Regions from separate parts of the Homo sapiens genome. Here region 2 is linked to region 1. The links are chromatin loops, found by intact Hi-C in ENCODE. Cell type or tissue: OCI-LY7. All regions are shown on one strand. Each heading gives the region's core, and the rest is flanking DNA. Links, peaks and the distances in the headings are about the cores only. Region 1 has its middle 14 kb from the start of SNTA1. Region 2 overlaps CBFA2T2 (CBFA2/RUNX1 partner transcriptional co-repressor 2).

What was found. Peaks named below come from ENCODE experiments on the same cell type or tissue, not always from the same donor. Only the 100,000 strongest peaks of a DNase experiment are listed, where the experiment ranks them.
Region 2: a loop joins it to region 1, with 2.4 times the contacts of the local background. A loop is called at or near these places in 11 of 110 quality-filtered maps.

Annotation. Positions count from the first base shown.
Region 1 is chr20:33,451,964-33,464,282 of GRCh38, forward strand. No RefSeq gene overlaps it. Among named protein-coding and RNA genes, the nearest start is that of SNTA1, 14 kb to the left of the region's middle. RefSeq lists an enhancer at 5,239-5,328. In OCI-LY7, for the core only: a CTCF peak has its summit at 5,402 (motif pointing right); DNase peaks (open chromatin) are centred at 5,408 and 9,018; H3K27ac peaks cover 1,187 bases.
Region 2 is chr20:33,500,653-33,508,652 of GRCh38, forward strand. The region is part of intron 1 of CBFA2T2 (CBFA2/RUNX1 partner transcriptional co-repressor 2); the gene reads left to right. Among named protein-coding and RNA genes, the nearest start is that of CBFA2T2, 15 kb to the left of the region's middle. In OCI-LY7, for the core only: no CTCF peak of the experiment used is centred there; a DNase peak (open chromatin) is centred at 3,849; H3K4me3 peaks cover 1,530 bases; H3K27ac peaks cover 3,208 bases.

The DNA.
Region 1 (12,319 bases), core at 2,244-10,243:
GGGCGTGGTCGCTCACGCCTATAATCCCAGCACTTTGGGAGGCCAAGGCAGGTGGATCATGAGGTCAGGAGTTTGAGACCAGCCTGACCAACATGGTGAAACACAGTCTTTACTAAAAATACAAAACTTAGCCGGGCATGATGGTGCGTGTCTGTCATCCCAGCTACTCAGGAGGCTGAGACAGGAGAATCACTTGAACCCGGAAAGCGGAGCTTGCACTGACCTGAGATCGCGACACTGCACTCCAGCCTGGGTGACAGAGCAAGACTCTGTCTCAAAAAAAGAGTGCTTTCAGTACTTAGCATGAGGCCAGTCACGGTGGCTCACACCTGTAATCTCAGCACTTTAGGAGGCCAAGGCAGGCAGATCACCTGAGGTCAGGAGTTTGAGACCAGCCTGGCCAACATGATGAAACCCCGTCTCTACCAAAAATAAAAAATTAGCCGGGCGTGGTGGTGAATGCCTGTAATCCCAGCTACTTGGGAGGTTGAGGCAGAAGAATCGCTCGGACCTGGGAGGCGGAGGTTGCAATGAGCAGAGATCATGCCACTATACTCCAGCCAGGTCATCAAGAGCGAAATGCCGTCTCAAAAAATAAAATAAAATAAAATATTTTAGCACGGGATCTTTTGATTCACACAAAGAGTAGAAATACAGGTTGCAATCCCATGTGAGGTTACGAATTCTCAGAGATGCTTTCCCCCTCTGCCCACCATGTTCACGATGGAGAAATTTCTTTGCTGGTGCCCTCTGCAAGATTTTTGCAGTCCGCTCTTTCTTTCTTTTTTTTTTTTTTTTTTGAGATGAAATCTTGCTCTGTTGCCCAGGCTGGAGTGCAATGGCGTGATCTCGGCTCACTGCAACCTCCGCCTCCTGGGTTCAAGTGATTCTCCTGCCTCAGCTTCCTGAGTAGCTGGGATTATAGGCACCCACCACCACGCCTGAGTAATTTTTTACTTTTGGTAGAGGTGGGGTGTCACCATGCTGGCCAGGCTGGTCTCAAACTCCCGACCTCAGGCGATCTGCCTGCCTTGGCCTTCCAAAGTGCTAGGATTACAGGTGTAAGCCACCACACCCGGCCCAGTCCACTCTTTCAATGAGGATGCAGGCTTTCCAGACCCTGGCTTTATGTGGGGGTCACCTAACAGCTTTTTCACCCTGGGTGGGCCCTGGGTTTCTCTCTTGCCCCATAATTCCAAATGTGCATCAAAACTGAAGCTTTGTGGCCGGGCGGAGTGGCTCACACCTATAATCCCAGCACTTTGGGAGGCTGAGGTGGGTGGATCACGAGCTCAGGTGATCAAGACCATCCTGAACTGGGTTTCAACATGGTGAAACCCAGTCTCTACTAAAAATACAAAAATTAGCTCGGTATAGTGGTGCCTGCCTGTAATCCCAGCTACTCGGGAGGCTGAGGCATGAGAATCGCTTGAACCCAACAGGCAGAGGTTGCAGTGAGTCGAGATAACGCTGCTGCACTCCAGCCTGGGTGACAGAACGAGACTCTGTCTCAAAAAAAAAAAAAAAAAAAAGGCCGGGCTCAGTGGCTCACACCTGTAATCCCAGCATTTCAGGAGGCCGAGGCGGGCGGATCATAAGGTCAGGAGATCGAGACCATCCTGGCTAACAAGGTGAAATCCTGTCTCTACTAAAAAATACAAAAAATTAGCCGGGCGTGGTGGCAGGCGCCTGTAGTCCCAGCTACTTGGGAGGCTGAGGCAGGAGAATGGCCTGAAACCAGGAGGCAGAGCTTGCAGTGAGCAGAGATCGTGCCACTGCACTCCAGCCTGGGTGACAGAGTGAGACTCTGTCTCAAAAAAAAAAAAAACTGAAGCTTCTTGGCTGGGCACAGTGGCTCGTGCCTGCAATCCCAACACTTTGGGAGACTGAGGCTGGTGGATCACCTGAGGTCAGGAATTCAAGACCCACCTGGCTGATATGGTGAAACCATGTCTCTACTAAAAATAAAAAATTAGCCAGGCATGGGGGCACGCAGCTGTAATTCCAGCTACTCAAGAGGCTGAGGCAGGAGAATCACCTGAACTTAGGAGGCAGTGGTTGCAGTGAGCCAAGATCGAGCCACCACCACACTCCAGCCTGGGCGGCAGAGCAAGACTCTGTCTCAAAAATAAATAAATAAATAATTTTTAAAAATGATAAAACTGTAAAGAAATTGTTTTTAAGAAAAACAAAAAGTTAGCCAGTCATGGTGCTGTGCACCTTGTAGCCCTAGCTATCCAAGAGGCTGAGGCCAATTGATTGAGCTTGAGAATAAAAGAGTTCGAGGCTGCAGTGAGCTATGATCACACCGCTGCAGTCTAGACTGGGTGACAGAGTGAGACTGTGTCTCTTAAAAAAAAAAAAAATTAGGGCTGGGCACGGTGGCTCAAGCCTGTAATCCCAGCACTTTGGGAGGCCGAGGCAGGCGGATCACGAGGTCAGGAGATCAAGACCAGCCTGGCTAACATGGCAAAACCCCATCTCTACTAAAAATACAAAAAATTAGCCGGGCGTGGTGGCAGGTACCTGTAGTCCCAGCTACTCGGGAGGCTGAGGCAGGAGAATGGCATGAACCCGGGAGGCGGAGCTTGCAGTGAGTCAAGATCGCACCACTGTACTACAGCCTGGGCGACAGAGCGAGACTCCATCTCAAAAAAAAAAAAAAATTAGGCCGGGCACGGTGACTCACACCTGTAATCCCAGCACTTTGGGAGGCTGAGGCAGGCAGATCACTGAGATCAGGAGTTCGAGACCAGCCTGGCCAACATGCTGAAACCTCATCTCTACTAAAAATACAAAAAGTTAGCTGGGCGCGGTAGCATGCCTGTAGTCCCAGCTACTCAGGAGGCTGAGGTAGCAGAATCACTTGAACCCAGGAGGCAGAAGTTGCAGTGAGCCAAGATTGCACCACTGCACTCCAGCCTGGCGACAGAGCAAGACTCTGTCTCAAAAAAAAAAATGAAGTTGTTCACAGGGCAGGTGGTGGTGACCTGAACTAGAAAGGTGACTGCAGTGGGGATGGAAAGGGCTAAATATAATTAAGAGGTATTAAGGAGGTAAGATTGCTAAGCCTTGCTGATGGCTTGCGTGAAGGAGATTAAGGAGAGTCAATGACATATGGAAGATATTTAAAGTGTGTGACAGTCTTAAGATAACCTATAGGAAGAGAGCATAGAGAAAGAAGAAAAATGGGCCATGTGCTGAGCCCTGGAGTAGATACAAAGCTGAAGAGGAGAGAGCAAGCATAGACAAACCAGCTCTGGAAGCAGCACACTCGCTGTAGTGAGGGGTGTATAGGATGGTGATTAACAAGTTTTCCACTTAAACCAGACATGAATCCTGGGCCTGCAATTCTGGCCCCACAGCAAGAAAATCAACCTTGTTGGGTGATGGTGATGCTTCAAACTGGGCTCTGATGATGCTCAATTAGGGAGGAGTAAGACACTTCCAGAGATTAGAAGCACAGGGGCCCGTACGCCATGGCTCACGCCTGTAATCCCAGCACTTTGGGAGGCCAAAGCGGGTGGATCACCTGAGGTTAGGAGTTCGAGACCAGCCTGACCAAAATGGTGAAACCCTGTCTTTACTAAAAATACAAAAATTAGCTGGGCATGGTTGCGGGCAGCTGTAATCCCAGCTACTCAGGAGGCTGAGGCAGGAGAATCTCTTGAACCCAGGAGGTGGAGGTTGCAGTGAGCCCAGATCTTCCCATTGCACTCCACTCCAGCCTGGGCAACAGAGAGACTCCTTCTCAAATAAAAAAAAAGAAGAAGAAGAAGAGGAAACACAGGGGATAGAAACCAGGGCAAAGGGTTTGGCTTTTTCTTTTTTTTTCACCCTCGAGACAGAGTCTTGCTCTGTCACCCAGGCTGTAGCGCAGTGGCCCGATCTTGGCTCACCGTAACCTCTGCCTCCTGGGTTCAAGCGATTCTCCTGCTTCAGCCTCCCGAGTAGCTGGGATTACAGGTGCGTCCCAGCACGCCGGCTAATTTTTGTATTTTTAGTTAAGACAGGGTTTCACCATGTTGGCCAGGCTGGTCTCAAACTCCTGACCTCATGATCCGCCCACCTTGGCCTCCCAAACTGTTGGGATTATAGGCATGAGCCACCCGGCCGGTTTTTTTTTTTTTTTTTTTTTTTTTTTTTGAGACAGGGTCTCACTCTGTTTCTTTTTTGTTTATTTCTTTGTTTTTGGAGAAGGGGGTCTCAATCCATCACCCAGGCTGGAGTGCAGTCGTGCAATCATGGCTCACTGCAACCTCCACCTCCCAGACTCAAGTGATCCTCCCACCTCAGCCTCCTGACTAGCTGTGATTACCAGTGTGCACCAATTTTTTTTTTCCCGTAGAGACAGGGTTTCACCATGTTGCCCAGGCTAGTTTGGAACTCCTGAGTTCATTTGATCCACCTACCTCAGCCTCCCAAAGTGCTGGGATTACAGGGGTGAGCCACCACACCCTGCAGGGTTTGGCTTTTTGGCTGGAGATGGTGAAAGGCCAGGCTTTTTCTTTTTTTTTCACCCTCGAGACAGAGTCTTGCTCTGTCACCCAGGCTGTAGCGCAGTGGCCCGATCTTGGCTCACCGTAACCTCTGCCTCCTGGGTTCAAGCGATTCTCCTGCTTCAGCCTCCCGAGTAGCTGGGATTACAGGTGCGTCCCAGCACGCCGGCTAATTTTTGTATTTTTAGTTAAGACAGGGTTTCACCATGTTGGCCAGGCTGGTCTCAAACTCCTGACCTCATGATCCGCCCACCTTGGCCTCCCAAACTGTTGGGATTATAGGCATGAGCCACCCGGCCGGTTTTTTTTTTTTTTTTTTTTTTTTTTTTTGAGACAGGGTCTCACTCTGTTTCTTTTTTGTTTATTTCTTTGTTTTTGGAGAAGGGGGTCTCAATCCATCACCCAGGCTGGAGTGCAGTCGTGCAATCATGGCTCACTGCAACCTCCACCTCCCAGACTCAAGTGATCCTCCCACCTCAGCCTCCTGACTAGCTGTGATTACCAGTGTGCACCAATTTTTTTTTTCCCGTAGAGACAGGGTTTCACCATGTTGCCCAGGCTAGTTTGGAACTCCTGAGTTCATTTGATCCACCTACCTCAGCCTCCCAAAGTGCTGGGATTACAGGGGTGAGCCACCACACCCTGCAGGGTTTGGCTTTTTGGCTGGAGATGGTGAAAGGCCAGGAAGATGTTATCCTTGGCAGAGAAAGATTCAGAGTCATGGTCTAGGAACTTTTAGTCCCAATCCAGAATTTCATGAGGGAGGAACCAGAGGCCCAAGAGGAGGTATCCCCAGCCATGTCCTTCCCACCCTTGTATTGGTCACTCACAAAAGACACTTGCTGCGCTGAAGACAGGCTGAAGATTTCGCATCCAGGCGCCACCTCTGACAGATGCCAGGAGGGGGCAGCAGAGAGCCAGGGTCGCAAGGTCCTAGCAGGTGCCATGAGCCCTGCAAGTGGGAAGGTGGGAATAGGATGGGAAGCTGGGCTCCTTGAGGTTGTCACTTTTTGTTTGTCAGTTTGGTTTTGGTTTCTGAGGCAGAGTCTCACTCTGTCACCCAGGCTGAAGCATAGTAGCACAGCCACAGCTCACATGCAGCTTCGAACTCCTGGGTTCAAGTGATCCTCCCATCTCAGCCTCCCAGGTAGCCCACCACCAGGCCTGGCTATTTTTCTTTTTTTTTTTTTTTTTTAAGACGGAGTCTCACTCTTTCACCCAGGCTGGAGTGCAGTGGTGCTATCTTGGCTCACTGCAACCTCCGCCTTCCGGGTTCAAACGATTCTCCTGCCTCAGCCTCCCGAGCAACTGGGATTACAGGTGCCTGCCACTAGGCCCAGCTAATTTTTGTATTTTTAGTAGAGACAGGGTTTCACCATGTTGGTCAGGCTGGTCTCCAACTCCTGACCTTAGGATCCGCCCACCTTGGCCTCCCAAAGTGCTGGAATTACAGGCTTGAGCCACCGCACCCAGCCCAGGCCTGGCTATTTTTCTTTAATTTTCCGTAGAGATGGAGTCTCGCTGTGTTGCCCAGGCTGAGATTGTCACTTTCAAAGCATGTTTTTCCCTTCTCCATGTGAGGATTACACAACCATTTCACACATAATACCGATAATAATAATTATTATCACCATTATTATATCAGTCACCATTTAATGGGCCCCTCCCATCTCTGCATCCCAACCCTCCAGAGTCACAGACTGAACCAATGGAAAGAGAACCAGTGTGAGGGTGGGCACAGTGGCTCATGCCTGTAATCCCAGCACTTTGGGAGGTCAAGAAGGGTGGATCATTTGAGGTCAGGAGTTCGAGACCAACCTGGCCAACATGATGAAAACATGTCTTGGCTGGGCGCAGTGGCTCAGGCCTATAGTCCCAGCACACTGGGAGCCTGAGGCAGGTGGATCACAAGGTCAAGAAATCGAGACCATCCTGGCCAACATGGTGAAACCCTGTCTCTGCTAAAAATACAAAAATTAGGCCAGTCGCGGTGGCTCACGCCTGTAATCCCAGAACTTTGGGAGGCCGAGGTGGGCGGATCAGGAGGTCAGGAGATCAAGACCATCCTGGCTAACATGGTGAAACCCCATCTCTACTTAAAAAAAATACAAAAAATTAGCCGGGCGTGGTGGCGGGCACCTGCAGTCCCAGCTACTCGGGAGGCTGAGGCAGGAGAATGGCTTGAACCCAGGAGGCGGAGCTTGCAGTGAGCCGAGATCGCGCCACTGCACTCCAGCCTGGGCGACAGAGTGAGACTCCGTCTCAAAAAAAAAAAAACAAAAATTAGCTGGGCATGGTGGCATGTGACTGTAGTCCCAGCTACTCAGGAGGCTGAGGCAGGAGAATCGCTAGAACCCGGGAGGCGGAGGTTGCAGTAAGCAGAGATCGCGCCACTGCACTCCAGCCTGGCGACAGAGCGAGACTCGTCTCTTTTTTTTTGAGACTGAATTTCGCTGTTTTTGCCGAGGCAGGAGTATGATGGCTCGATCTCGGGTCACTGCAACCTCCGCCTCCCAGGTTCAAGCAATTCTCCTGCCTCAGCCTCCTGAGTAGCTAGGATTACAGGTGCATGCCACCATGCCCGGCTCATTTTTTGTATTTTTAGTAGAAATGGGGTTTCATCATGTTGGCCAGGCTGGTCTCGAACTCCTGACCTCAGGTGATCCACCTGCCTTGGCCTCCCAAAGTGCTGGGATTACAGGCATGAGCCACTGTGCCTGGCTGAGACTTTGTAAAAAAAAAAAAAAAAAAAAAACACACGGTGTGGGGGTCAGACCAAGGGTATCAAACCCTGATTTTCCCACGGCCTCATCATGTGACCTCAAACAGGTAACAGGTCACTTCCTCGCTGTCTCACTTTTCTCATCTGTAAAATGAGGATAATAAAACAAAAGACTGGAGGGTTCTGAAAGCACTAAATTGGCCTTGTGTAAGCAAAGTACCTGGCACATGAGAGACTCCATGAACTTCAGTTCCTTCCCCTGGCTTTATTTTAGTTATTTGTTTGTTTGTTTGCTTTTCTACTCCACAATAGAGGTAATGGACTGTTTTTATTTAAACAAATGTTAAAATGTCATTTAACAGATATTCACTGTCACTGTGTCCCTGGTCCTGTCCTTGGTACTGGTAACATAGAGTGGCATCCCAGGTGAGCAGGAAGCAGGGAGGCACCCCCTGTGCAAGGGCGATCCCCACCGAGACTAGGGTCTGCCTATCTGGATTAAGAGCCACGATTCCAAATTCCTGCTGCCTTGCCACTCACTATGTGATAGATAATAATGTTTTGTGATCCTAAACATGTCAAAATGGAGTCACTTATGACAAGTGACTCAGCCTACAGTTAAACTGCTGACCTCTCAAAGTGTACGGTGGACAGAGGGGATAACACCTGCTGTGGTCAGGCACCCCCAAGACCTAACAAGAAAGAGAAGCCACAGGGCAGCTGAGATAATGGCTATGGAGACTCTTGCAGAGGGCCATGAACACCGCAATAAACTGACCATCACGGGGCGTCATGGCTCATACCTGTAACCCCAACATTTTGGAAGGATGAAGTAAGGAGATTGCTTGAACCCAGCAGTTCAAGATAAGCCTGGCAACATAGGGAGACCTCATCTCTACAAAAACTTTAAAAAGTTGGCCAGGCACGGTGGCTCACGCCTGTAATACCAGCACTTTGGGAGGCCAAGGCAGGCGGTCACTTGAGGTCAGGAGTTCGAGACCATCCTGGCCAACATGGTGAAACCCCATCTCTGCTAAAAATACCAAAAAAAATTAGCCGGGCATGGTGGCACATGCCTGTAGTCCCAGCTACTCGGGAGGGTGAGGCAGGAAAATCGCTTGAACCCAGGAAGCAGAGGTTGCAGTGAGCCAAGATCGTGCCACTGCACTCCAGCCTGGGTGATAGAGCAAGACTCAGTCTCTGAAAAAAAAAAAAAAAAAAAGCTAGGCGGTGTACGCCGGTAGTCCCAGCTACCCCTGAGGCTGAGGTGGGAGGATCACGTGAGCTAGGGAGGATGAGGCTGCAGTAAGCCGTGATGATGCCTCTGCACTCCAGCCTGGGTAACACAGCGAGACCCTGTCTCAAAAAAGAAAGAAAAGAAAAAGAAACTGGCCATGGCAGAGATGCCTGTGGGAGCTCTACCAGTGAGAACTCTGAGGCCTCTTTTCCATCAGGCAACCCTCCGAAGCTCTGCTGGGAGAAGAGCCTCGGCCCCCCCACCCCTTCAGCCCCCCAACCCTTGTTGGCATTCTGAGGGAAAACAGTCAGCACAGTCATCCCAGAGCTACTGGAGCTACTCCCTGTGGCTTGTTCCTCCTCTCTCATTACTGCCTATGTGTTGGTGTGAAAGCCTCTCAATAAACCATGAATTTGTAAACATTTAATTGGCCATTGAGTCATCACAAAACTTCCCTCCCACCCCCACCTCCCAATCAGAGTTAGCATAACTAGGCTGATTCGCACCTGACACAAACACAAAGCCTATGTGATTGCTGGGCGTGGTGGCTCACATTTGTGAGTGAGGAACCATCTCTACAAAAGATCAGAAATTAGCCAAGCGTGGTGGCGTGCACCTGTAGTCCCAGATATTCAGGGGGCCAAGGTGAGAGGATCGCTTGAGCCCAGGAGATCAAGGGTGCAGTGAGCCTTGATGCAGCCCCTGCACTACTCCAGCCTAGGTAACAGAGTGAGACCCTGTGTCCAAAAAAAAAAAAGACTATGTGATCTTGGGCAGGCAACTCTCTCTCTCTGAGCCTCAATTAGATCATTTGGAAGATGGAATCATTATAGTACCTAGAGGATCAGTGTGACACTTAAATGTGACAGTAGGCCAGGCCCAGTGGCTCACACCTGTAATCCCAGCACTTTGGGAGGCCTAGGTGGGCAGATCACCTGAGGTCAGGAGTTCAAGACAGCCTGGCCAACATGGCGAAACCCTGTCTCTATTAAAAATACAAAATTAGGGCCGGGCACGGTGGCTCACACCTGTAATCCCAGCACTTTGGGAGGCCAGGACGGGCAGATCACGAGGTCAGGAGATCGAGATCATCCTGGCTAACATGGTGAAACCCCATCTCTACTTAAAAAAAATACAAAAAATTAGCCAGGCGTGGTGGCGGACACCTGCAGTCCCAGCTACTCGGGAGGCTGAGGCAGGAGAATGGCGTGAACCTAGGAGGCGGAGCTTGCCGTGAGCCAAGATCGTGCCACTGCACTCCAGCCTGGGTGACCGAGCGAGACTCCGTCTCCAAAAAAAAAAAAAAAACAAAATTAGGCAGGGCGAGGTGGCTCACGTCTATAATCCCAGCACTTTGGGAGGCCAAGGCAGACGGATCACGAGGTCAGGAGTTCGAGACCAGCCTCGCCAACATGGTGAAACCCCCTCTCTACTAAAAATACAAAAACTAGCTGGACATGGTGGCAGGTGCCTGTAATCCCAGCTACTCAGAAGGCTAAGGCAGGAAAATTGCTTGAAGCTGGCAGGCGGAGGTTACAGTGAGCCGAGATCATGCCATTGCACTCCAGCCTGGGTGACAGAGTGAGACTCCATCTCAAAAAATAATAATAATAAATAAATAAATGTGACAGTGCACTAGCAAATGCTTTGCATCATGCCTAGCACATAGTAAGTGTAGTAAGTGCTCAGTAAATTCAAAAACAAAACAGTGTTAGCTTCCCTGGAAGTTACTTCTCCCCTGGCAGCCCTTACTGCTTACTCAGGTCACCAATAACCCTCTTCAGATTACCAAAGCAGCCTGGCATTAGAGAGGAGGCAAAAACCCAGCATCTGAAGGCTGAAATTGCATCCCAGCTCCACCAACTACCAGCTGTGTGGCCTTGGGCAGTCAGCCTCTCTGTACTTTAGTTTCCTATGTGAAAAATTGGGATCAGAATAGTAGCTGCCTCTTAGGCTTGTTGTGAGGATTAAATAAGAGCACAGAACGGGCACAATACATGTTCAAGTCATTATTACTGTTATTATTATTACTACAACTACTACTGCTGTACTTTCTTCCACACCCACCCTGGTACCAATTCCTACAGATTCAACCTCCTAAAAGCCTCTCAAAGCAGTCTCTGGCCTCCATTTCCCAGGCCTGGCCCTTCCTATCATTTCATGCCTCTATTAGGGGCTCCTTAAAACAGATTGTCAGGTTTGGTGTGGTGGCCTGAGCCTGTAATCCCAGCTGCTCAGGAGGCTGAGACAGGAGAATGGCTTGAACCTGGGAGGTGGAGGTTGAAGTGAGCCGAGATCACGCCACTGCACTCCAGCCTGGGCAACGCAGCGAGGCTCCATCTCAAAAGCAACGACAACAGGTCACCAGTCCCCACCCCAGAGTTACTGATTCAGTGGCTCTGCAGCAGCCTGAGAATGTGTATTTTTAGCAAGTTCCCAGGCGATGACCATGCTGTCAGTCCAAGAGTCACACTTTGACAACCTCTGCTTCTGAGCTCTGCCCAATTTCTCTCATGAGCTCTGCCCAATTTCTCTTTACTCATCTAACCCTTCTCCAGGCTGGTGGCCTCAGGGCTGGGGGGATTCTGTGGGTGGAGATCAGTCAAGGATAGTCAGAGGCTGGGATTGTGAAAAGGGGTTGGCCTCTGGCTCCAGGTTTTGTTCTTCACCCTGGAATCTGCTGCTTTGTACCAGCCAAAGTCAGGGTGCTCCTAGGGCCTGAAAATCCTACACCCTGGTTACACACACACACACACGCAAACACACACACTCCTCCCCTATTATTTACTCCAAAAGTCCCATGCACATGCATGACCCTGGGGTGGTCCCCTCCAAGCCCCCCTACCCTGCCCCACGCAGGCCAGAGCTCACCCACCCTCAGGATTCATCGCTGACGGCCCTGCATCCCTTTCCTCACAGATGTTTCACTTACCCTATTCTCTGCTCTGAAATTCCCTCAAAAGCATTCACTAGTAATTTTTCTAAATCACAGTAATTACCTCATTACTTTGATATTAATAGACTTCGCTTGGCAGCAAGGAGCCAGTTGAAAGGTGCCCAGGCTCTGTGTGTGGGGAGGGATTCCTGGAGGCAGCCCCACGTGAGTGCTGGCCGGGCTGCAGCCCTGTGTCTCACCCTGGCCTGCTTGCCTCCCCAGCCTGCCTGGGCTCTCATGTGCTCTTCCCCAAGTCAGGGAAAATCTTTGAACCACCCACTTCTGAGAAATGGTGAAAGAGAGAAGGAAGGAAGAAACGAAAGACACAGGAAAGGGGCCAGGAGCAGTGGCTCACCCCTATAATCCCAGCACTTTGGCAGGCGAAGGTGGGAGGATTGCTTGAGCTCAGGACTTCGAGACCAACCTGGGTAACACAGTGAAACCCTGTCTCTACAAAAAAATCAAAAATTAGCTGGGCCTGGTGGTGCACACCTGTAGTCTTAGCTACTCAGGAGGCTGAGGTGGGAGGATCTCTTGACCCCAGGAGGCAGAGGTTGCAGTGAGCCGAGATTGCATCACTACACTCCACATTGGGTGACAGTAAGAGACCCTGTCTCTTTTTTTTTTTTTTTTTTGAGAGAGAGTCTCACTCTGTCACCCAGGCTAAAGTGCAGTGGCACCATCTCAGCTCACTGTAAATTCCACCTCCCAGATTCAAGTGATTCTTGAGCCTCAGCCTCCTGAGTAGCTGGGATTACAGGTGCATGCCACTACACCTGGCTAATTATTGTATTTTGAGTAGAGGCACAGTTTCACCATGTTGGCCAGGCTGGTCTTAAACTTCTGACCTCGGGTGATCCACCCACCTCGGCCTCCTAAAATGCTTGGATTACAGGCGTGAGCCACCGCACCCAGCCCAAGAGACC
Region 2 (8,000 bases), core at 1-8,000, 46 kb after region 1:
GAGCCAAGATCCTGCCACTACACTCCAGCCTGGGCGACAGAGCAAGACTCTGTCTCAAAAAAATAAATAAAAATTTAAAAATTTAAAAAAGTCCAAATAATTGGGGTATGATTTAAAGATAGCTATATGAGACCTTGTTCAGGGGTATCCTAAGTTGGCCTTAGAGATGAATTAAAAAAATAAAAAGGCAACAGAAACTGTCAGCAGTCTTTAACAATTCATCCCATATGTTTCCTGATCTTAGCAGTGAAGCAGATGATGGCAGTGAACATCAAAAGCCCAAGAAATGTCCATGCTAATTTTGCATGGCTCTATGAGGAGCTGTCAAATATGGATCATCAAATATAGTATATAGACTATGCAATGAAGCTTTACTTTGCAATGTGGCTCTTTAAGATTTGATTTTACCCTTCTATTTTGTGTTGTAATTAAATGCAGAAATCAAAGTATAAATTCAGAATAACCCAGAGCTTGGTATCCTTCTGTCTGAATTTATAGCTTTGGAGTTGGCTAGACCTTTCAGTCAAATTAGCTGATGGTGACAAATATGTAATGTGACCTCTGTAGCAGCTCCAGTGAAATGTTAATATCAGGCATAGCACAGCTCCCTTGATACACTATTTTGGCCTTTTCCTCTCTTACAAATGTTTCCCTTATTTCTTTGTTAATTTAGCCATCTCCATGCAGAGGTCGTGCCTGCTTTTAATTTTTCGAAGCCACATGAGAACAGACATTTAAACAACACAGATTTATTCATTTTGGCCTTGTATCCCTAGAGCTACACTAACTTTATGTCTGGGACTAAAGGTGGAAGTAGCTGAGATTAGGGAAATGCAGAATGGTGAGGGAGAAGTGCCGGGAGAGGTGATGGTTTTAGCTCCTGCATTCCCCAGCCAATTGCTGAAATTCAGCTCCCCATTAATTTTCCCTTGATAAGTTGGTCTGGCTAAGTAGTTGAAACTATATTCTTAGCCTTCCTTTTTTTTTTTTTTTTTTTTTTTTTTTTGAGAGGGAGTCTCACTTTGTCGCCAGGCTGGAGTGCAGTGGTGCGATCTCGGCTCACTGCAACCTCCGACTCCCTGGTTCAAGTGATTCTCCTGCTGCAGCCTCCTGAGTACCTGGGATTACAGGCACATGCCACCACACCCAGCTAATTTTTGTATTTTTAGTAGAGACAGGGTTTCACCATGTTGGCCTGGATGGTCTGGATCTCCTGACCTCAGGTGATTCGCCTGAGTCAGCGTCACAAAGTGCTGGGATTACAGGCATGAGCCACTGCGCCTGGCCTAATTACAAAATTTACTTAATTTTTTATTTTGTAGAGATGAGGTCTCACTTTGTTGCCCAGGCTGATCTCAAACTCCTGGGCTCAAGTTATTCTCCCACCTCAAGCTCCGAAAGTACTGGGATCACAGGCGCAAGCCACCTTATGTGGCACTAGCCGGGATTATAGACAAGCGTCAGCTAATTTTTGTTGTTGTTTCTGTCAGTCCTTCCTTGCTTATTAGTTAATATTCTTCTGCAGAGCATTTTCTTATCTTTGTGTATATATATTAATATGGATTTATGGATTCTTATTTTAATACTCTGTTACTGTCATTATTTGTTGTGTTCACATTGTTCCAGATTTGGCCAGGGAGATCCCCTTCAAGCTGGCTTTTGTGTCATTTTGACACATTCCCACATTTTTTAACTGCTTTTTTTGACACACCAAAAAGGTGTTGTAGGCTTAGTTTCTGCTCTTCATTTTTTTTTTCTTTTTTTTCGTGTGTGTGACGGAGTCTCGCTCTGTCGCCCAGGCTGGAGTGCAGTGGCCCGATCTCGGCTCACTGCAAGCTCCGCCTCCCGGGTTCACGCCATTCTGCCTCAGCCTTCCGAGTAGCTGGGACCACAGGCGCCCGCCAACACACCCGGCTAATTTTTTGTATTTTTAGTAGAGACGGGGTTTCACCGTGTTAGCCAGGATGGTCTGGATCTCCTGACCTTGTGATCTGCCTGCCTCGACCTCCCAAAGTGCTGGGATTACAGGCGTGAGCCACCGTGCCCGGCCTAGTTTCTGCTCTTCTTACCCTCTTCTTGGAATCGGCCATTTCTCCAAACTGTTTCTCTCCTAATTCCTTTCAGTGGAGAAAATTATTTAGAAATCAAGATTTGGAGGCCGGGCGCGGTGGCTCACGCCTGTAATCCCAGCACTTTGGGAGGCCGAGGGGGGCGGATCACGAGGTCAGGAGATCGAGACCATCCTGGCTAACACGGCGAAACCCCATCTCTACTAAAAAATACAGAAAATTAGCCGGGCTTGGTGGCGGGCATCTGTAGTCCCAGCTACTCCGGAGGCTGAGGCAGGAGAATGGCGTGAACCCGGGAGGCGGAGCTTGCAGTGAGCTGAGATCGCGCCACTGCGCTCCAGCTTGGGTGACAGAGCGAGACTCTGTCTCAAAAAAAAAAAAAAAAAAAAAAAAAGATTTGGATGCTGTGTGTGCTCATTCCTATTGGAATATTGTTTTTTAGAACTTCTTAATGGACAGAGCTAGGAAATATATACACACACATACATATACACATATCAAAAAATATGTATCTAAATTTCTTTCTTTCTTTCTTTTTTTTTTTTTTTTTTGAGATGGAGTCTCGCCCAGTCGCCCAGGCTGGAATGCAGTGGCGCAATCTCAGCTCACTGCAACCTCTGCCTCCCGGGTTCAAGCGATTCTCCTGCCTCAGCCTCCCGACTAGCTGGGATTACAGGCGCCCGCCATCAGGCCCAGCTAATTTTTGTATTTTTAGTAGAGACGGGGTTTCACCATGTTGACCAGGCTGGTATCGAACTCCTGACCTCGTGATCCGCCCGCCTCGGCCTCCCAAAGTGCTGGGATTGCAGGCGTGAGCCACCGCACCTGGCCATTTTGTGTGTATTTTTAGGAAAAAAATTATTGTATAAAACTAGATAGCAGTGAAATATATTCATTTTGTATGGTTTATTTATTTATCTTTTTTTCTTGGTGCTTCTGTCTTGGCAGAGTCTCAGAATAACTTGAAATCTTTTTAAATTTTTTGTGACAGGGTCTTACTATGTTGCCCCGGCTGGCCTCGAACTCCTGGCCCAAGCGAATCTCCTGCCTCGATCTCGCAAAGTACTGGGATTCAGGCATATGCCACTATGCGTGGCCAAGATGTAATTTATATACAATCAAATTTACTTTTTTTTTTTTTGTCAGTGGGTAGAGAAAAAAACTTGCTCTTTTTCATGGCATAGTTCTATTAGTTTTGTATTATTAGTATGCAGTTGTAATCATCAAACCAGATAGAGATAATTTTCATTCTTCCTGTAAGTTTTCTCACACCCCTTTCTTTTCACCTCGCTCTTGGAAGCTACTAGTTTATACTGGTTTTTGTCACTCACAGTTTTATGGGGGTTTTTGTTTGCTTGTTTCTCTACTTTTTCTTTTCTATAATGTCATATACATGGAATCATACAGTATGTAACCTTTGTGTCTGATGTGTTTCACTTACCATAATGCTTTTGAGATTCATCCACGTTGTGTCATGTATCTATAGGTTGTTCCTTTTTATTGTTGAGTAACATGTTATGTTCACCAGCTGATGGACATTTGAACTGTTTCCCATTTTGATGATTATGAATAAAGCTTTAAATATTCATATACGGTTCTGCATGTGGACATATGTTTTTCTCTCTCTTGGATAAATACCTAGGCATGGGATTGCTGGGTTCTATGATAATTTCATATTTAACTTTTTTTTTTTTTTTTTTTTTTTAAGATGGAGTCTTGCTCTGTCACTTAGGCTGGAATGCAGTGGCATGGCTCACGGCAGCCTCCGCCTCCTGAGTTTAAGCAAATTCTCCTGCCTCAGTCTGCCGAGTAGCTGGGATTACAGGTGTGCACCGCCACGCTTGGCTAATTTTTGTATTTTTAGTAGAGATGGGGTTTCACCATGTTGGCCAGACTGTCTCGAAATCCTGACCTCAGGTGATCCACCCACCTTGGCCTCCAAAAGTGCTGGGATTAAAGGTGTGAGCCACCACGCCCGGCCTATACTTAACTTTTTTGGAAACTGCCAAAATGTTTTCCAAAATGGCTATACCATACCATTTTGCATTTCCACTACTAATGTATGACAGTTTCACTTGCTTGTTGGTATTTTTGTTTTGTTTTGTTTTAGAATTAATTGTTAAGGAAGCACTATATCTGGGTGAAATCAATTTTGGTCATCTCATTTCTACAATGAAAGGAATACTCTCTGTTACTTGTTTTAGAATGTAGGGTCCCTTGCTATTTATATTCTTTTGGGGTTAGTGCAGTTCTTATTTACACATCATTTGCAGAAATAATGGTAACTACCATTTGTGTATCAGAACAATTTTCACATATCTAATTTTTATAGCAATTAAGGTAGGTAGAAGTGTCTTCATCCTCTTAACTTGTATAAGGAGATTGGTTCGGGTAATCAGGTGATTTACTCACTGTCACACGGCTAGAATGTGAGAGTGTGGCTTTTTGGATTTGGAGCTGTGAGGGGACATTCTGTCTCTCTTTTAAGTAGAGGTGTAATAGAGGAAGATATGGGTGTCATCCCAGTCCTTTCTTTTACCTCAAATTCATAAGCAGTGCAGTCTTGAACAATTCATATTTGAATTTTGAGTTAATTTCATCTTTTCACCTGTCTACCTGAAAAGGTGAGAATCAGTTGAGGGACTGTTAAAGGATGTTTTGAACACTGTATGTTACCTCATGATTAATTTTATAGTACTCTCCATTTGTAGTGGTTTCCATAGTTGTTTATGGGAACAAGTTTGCAGAAAAAAAATGGTTGAATAGAAATAGAAGGGGTCGGCCGGGTGCAGTGGCTCACGCCTGTAATCCCAGCACTTAGGGAGGCCGAGGCGGGTGAATCACTGGAGGTCAGGAGTTCGAGACCAGCCTCAACATGGAGAAACCCCCATCTCTGCTGAAAATACAAAATTAGCCAGGCGTGGTGGTGCATGCCTGTAATCCCAGCTGCTCAGGAGGCTGAGGCAGGAGAATTACTTGAACCTGGGAGGCGGAGGTTGCAGTGAGCCGAGATCGCGCCATTGCACTCCAGCCTGGGCAACAAGAGCGAAACTCTTGTTTCAAAAAAAAAAAGAAAGAAATGGAAGGGGTCAGGTGTGGTGGCTTAGGCTTGTAATCCTAACACTTTGGGAGGCTGAGGCACATGGATCACTTGATATCAGGAGTTCAAGACCAGCCTGGCCAGCATGGGGAAACCCTGTCTCTACTATAAGTATGAAAATTAGCCAGACTGGTGGCGCACGCCTGTAATCCTAGCTATTAGGGAGGCTGAGGCAGGAGAATTGCTTGAACCCAGAAGGTGGAAGTTGCAGTGAGCTGAAATCGTGCCACTGCACTCCAACCTAGGGGACAGAGTAAGACTGTCTCAAAAAAAATAAAAATAAAAAAAGAAAAGAAATAGAAGGGGCTGGGTATGGTGGCTCAAGCCTATAATCCCAGCATTTTGAGAGGCCACAGTGGGAAAATTGCTTGAGTCCAGGAGTTTGAGACCACACTGGGCCAACACAGACCCTGTCTCTACAAGATAATAATAATAGTCATAATAATATAAATTAATACAAAAAAGAAGAGAAGCAATTTAATACAAGAGCTGAATAGCAAAATGGCCAGTACTACTACAATACACACAGAGACACAGGTCCCCTCTTTTTTCATATTTACTTTGTTTTATGTAATACATAAATACATTGAAAAAAATTAATACAGATAAAATAAAAATCCACTTCCTACACTAAGTGAAACCATTAACAACTGTATTATGGAGCTGTTAGATGCAGGGATTGCGCTAAGTGCCATAGGGCTGCCAAGGTAGGTAAGATTCGGTCCCGGTCCTCAGTGATTTTCTAGTTTTCCTTCTGTGCCCTAACAGTTTTTGGATAGCTCTTGTAATAAAAACTTTTAAACAGATGTTTTAAGTTTAGATAGTGATTAACCATCTTTTCCTCTTGTAATTGATGCCATCGAGTGAGAGTTCTGTTGGGAAATAGTGAAACAAGGATTCTGGTTCAATCAATGGAGGCAGGGAATTTCGGAGGAAGGAGATGGGATGCCATCCATGCCCCAGAGCCACTGAGCACTTAGCTGCAGCTGTGGAGAGCAACACTTGGCTAGCTATGAGTTTTCTGTAGGTCTCTAAATAGTTCATGCTAATTTTGTGGATGTTGGACTCTGAGGAATGGTGTGTTCAATGGGGAGAATGTCCAAAAAAACTGTAACTGGTAAGTAGCCATTTGGAATACTGAAATCAATTTCTGATTATGTGAATGTCCCTTTTTTGTAAATTATTTTAGCTTACTTGCCAGTTCAGTTTCTTGGTGTTACCCTGTTAGTTAAATTCAATATGTCATTTATTTAAGGGCCTGATATTTGTATTCTATTAGAAGGACAAACAGCTAATTATACTAGAAGGTGGACTATAATGAATTGTCATTACAGTGACTAAAAGTTATTGATTTTCTAGGATATTCTTGATTTCAGATATTTACTTTGACAAACGTTTATTGAATTCCTTGTATCAGATCCTGGGGGATATAAAGAGTTCTGAGGTCCTGGAGGACTATGTAGTCCAGTAAGGGAGATTGATAGCTTCAGTACCAAATGCTAAGCAGTGTTAATGGCAAGTAACATCCTACCAAGGATGGGCATCTGACCTAATGTGTAAGTATGCATGTGTGAGTGTGTTTCAAAAAAGGCTTCTTAGAGAAAATGATATCTGTTTTGAGCCAATCTGTTTTTCCTTACAACATAAAAAAATAATTTTTGGACTGGCTATGTATTTAGCTAATTTAACATTTGAAACGAACAAAGAATACTTATTGAAGTTTCTCTCACCTCTGCACCAGCCAGTCTTTTCCCCTTCCTGGAAGCAGCTAGCATTACCATTTTTTTCTGGACCCTTTCGATACATTCCTGTAGGCCATATAATGTCGGTAGGTAAAGAACTTCCTCATTTTGCATTGTATTTCATTGTATGACTGCACCATACTTTTTCCCCCCTACTGCTGATGGACATTTACCTTTCAATCCTTTGCTGTTGCAAACAATGCTGCATAACCTTGTAGCAATTGTCTTTTCATAGATCTGTAGAGTAAATTCCTAGAAGTAGAACTGCTGGGGTTAAGGGGTTTGCCTGTTTGTGTAATTTTGATAGATGTTGCCAGAATACCCTCTGGAGAGGTATATCAGCTTTTATACTCCTACCAGCAAAGCATGACCCAAGTGAAGAATGGGTAGGAGATGGGTGAAGTTGAGGCTGGGTCAGGTTTATGAGTGTGAGGGGGACTGAAAGTAGTTATGTATTATTGAAGTGTGAAGTGCTGGGTAAAGAATAGCAGGAGATGAGAGTAGGAAGCAGACGGGTCAGGTCCCTTTGCCTTTGTGCTGTTTTTGTTTGTTTGATAGCCTCTTACTCTGGCCCAGGCTAGAGTGCAGTGGCGCAATCTCAGCCCACTGCAACCTCCGCCTCCCGGGTTTAAGTGATTCTCCTGCCTCAGCCTCCCAAGTAGCTGGTATTACAGGTGTGCGCCACCACACCTGGCTAATTTTTGTGTTTTTGGTAGAGATGGAGTTTCACCATGTTGCTCAGGCTGGTGTCAAACTCCTGGGCTCAAGTGATCTGCCTACCCCGGCCTGCCAAAGTGCTGGGAGAACAGGTGTGAGCTACTGCACCCCGCCTGCCTTTGTTTTTATGCTTGTATTTTTTTGTTTGTTTGTTTTTTTAGCTTTTAAGTTGAGGGCTACATGTGCAGATTTGTTACATAGGTAAACTTGTGTCATGGGCGTTTGTTGTACAGATTACTTCCTCACCCAGGTATTAGCCTAGTACCTGTTATTTTTCCTGATCCTCTCCCTCCTCCCACCCTCCACTTTCCCATAGGCTCCAGTGTGTTTTGTTCCCCTCTTATATGTCTATGTGTTCTCATCATTTAGCTC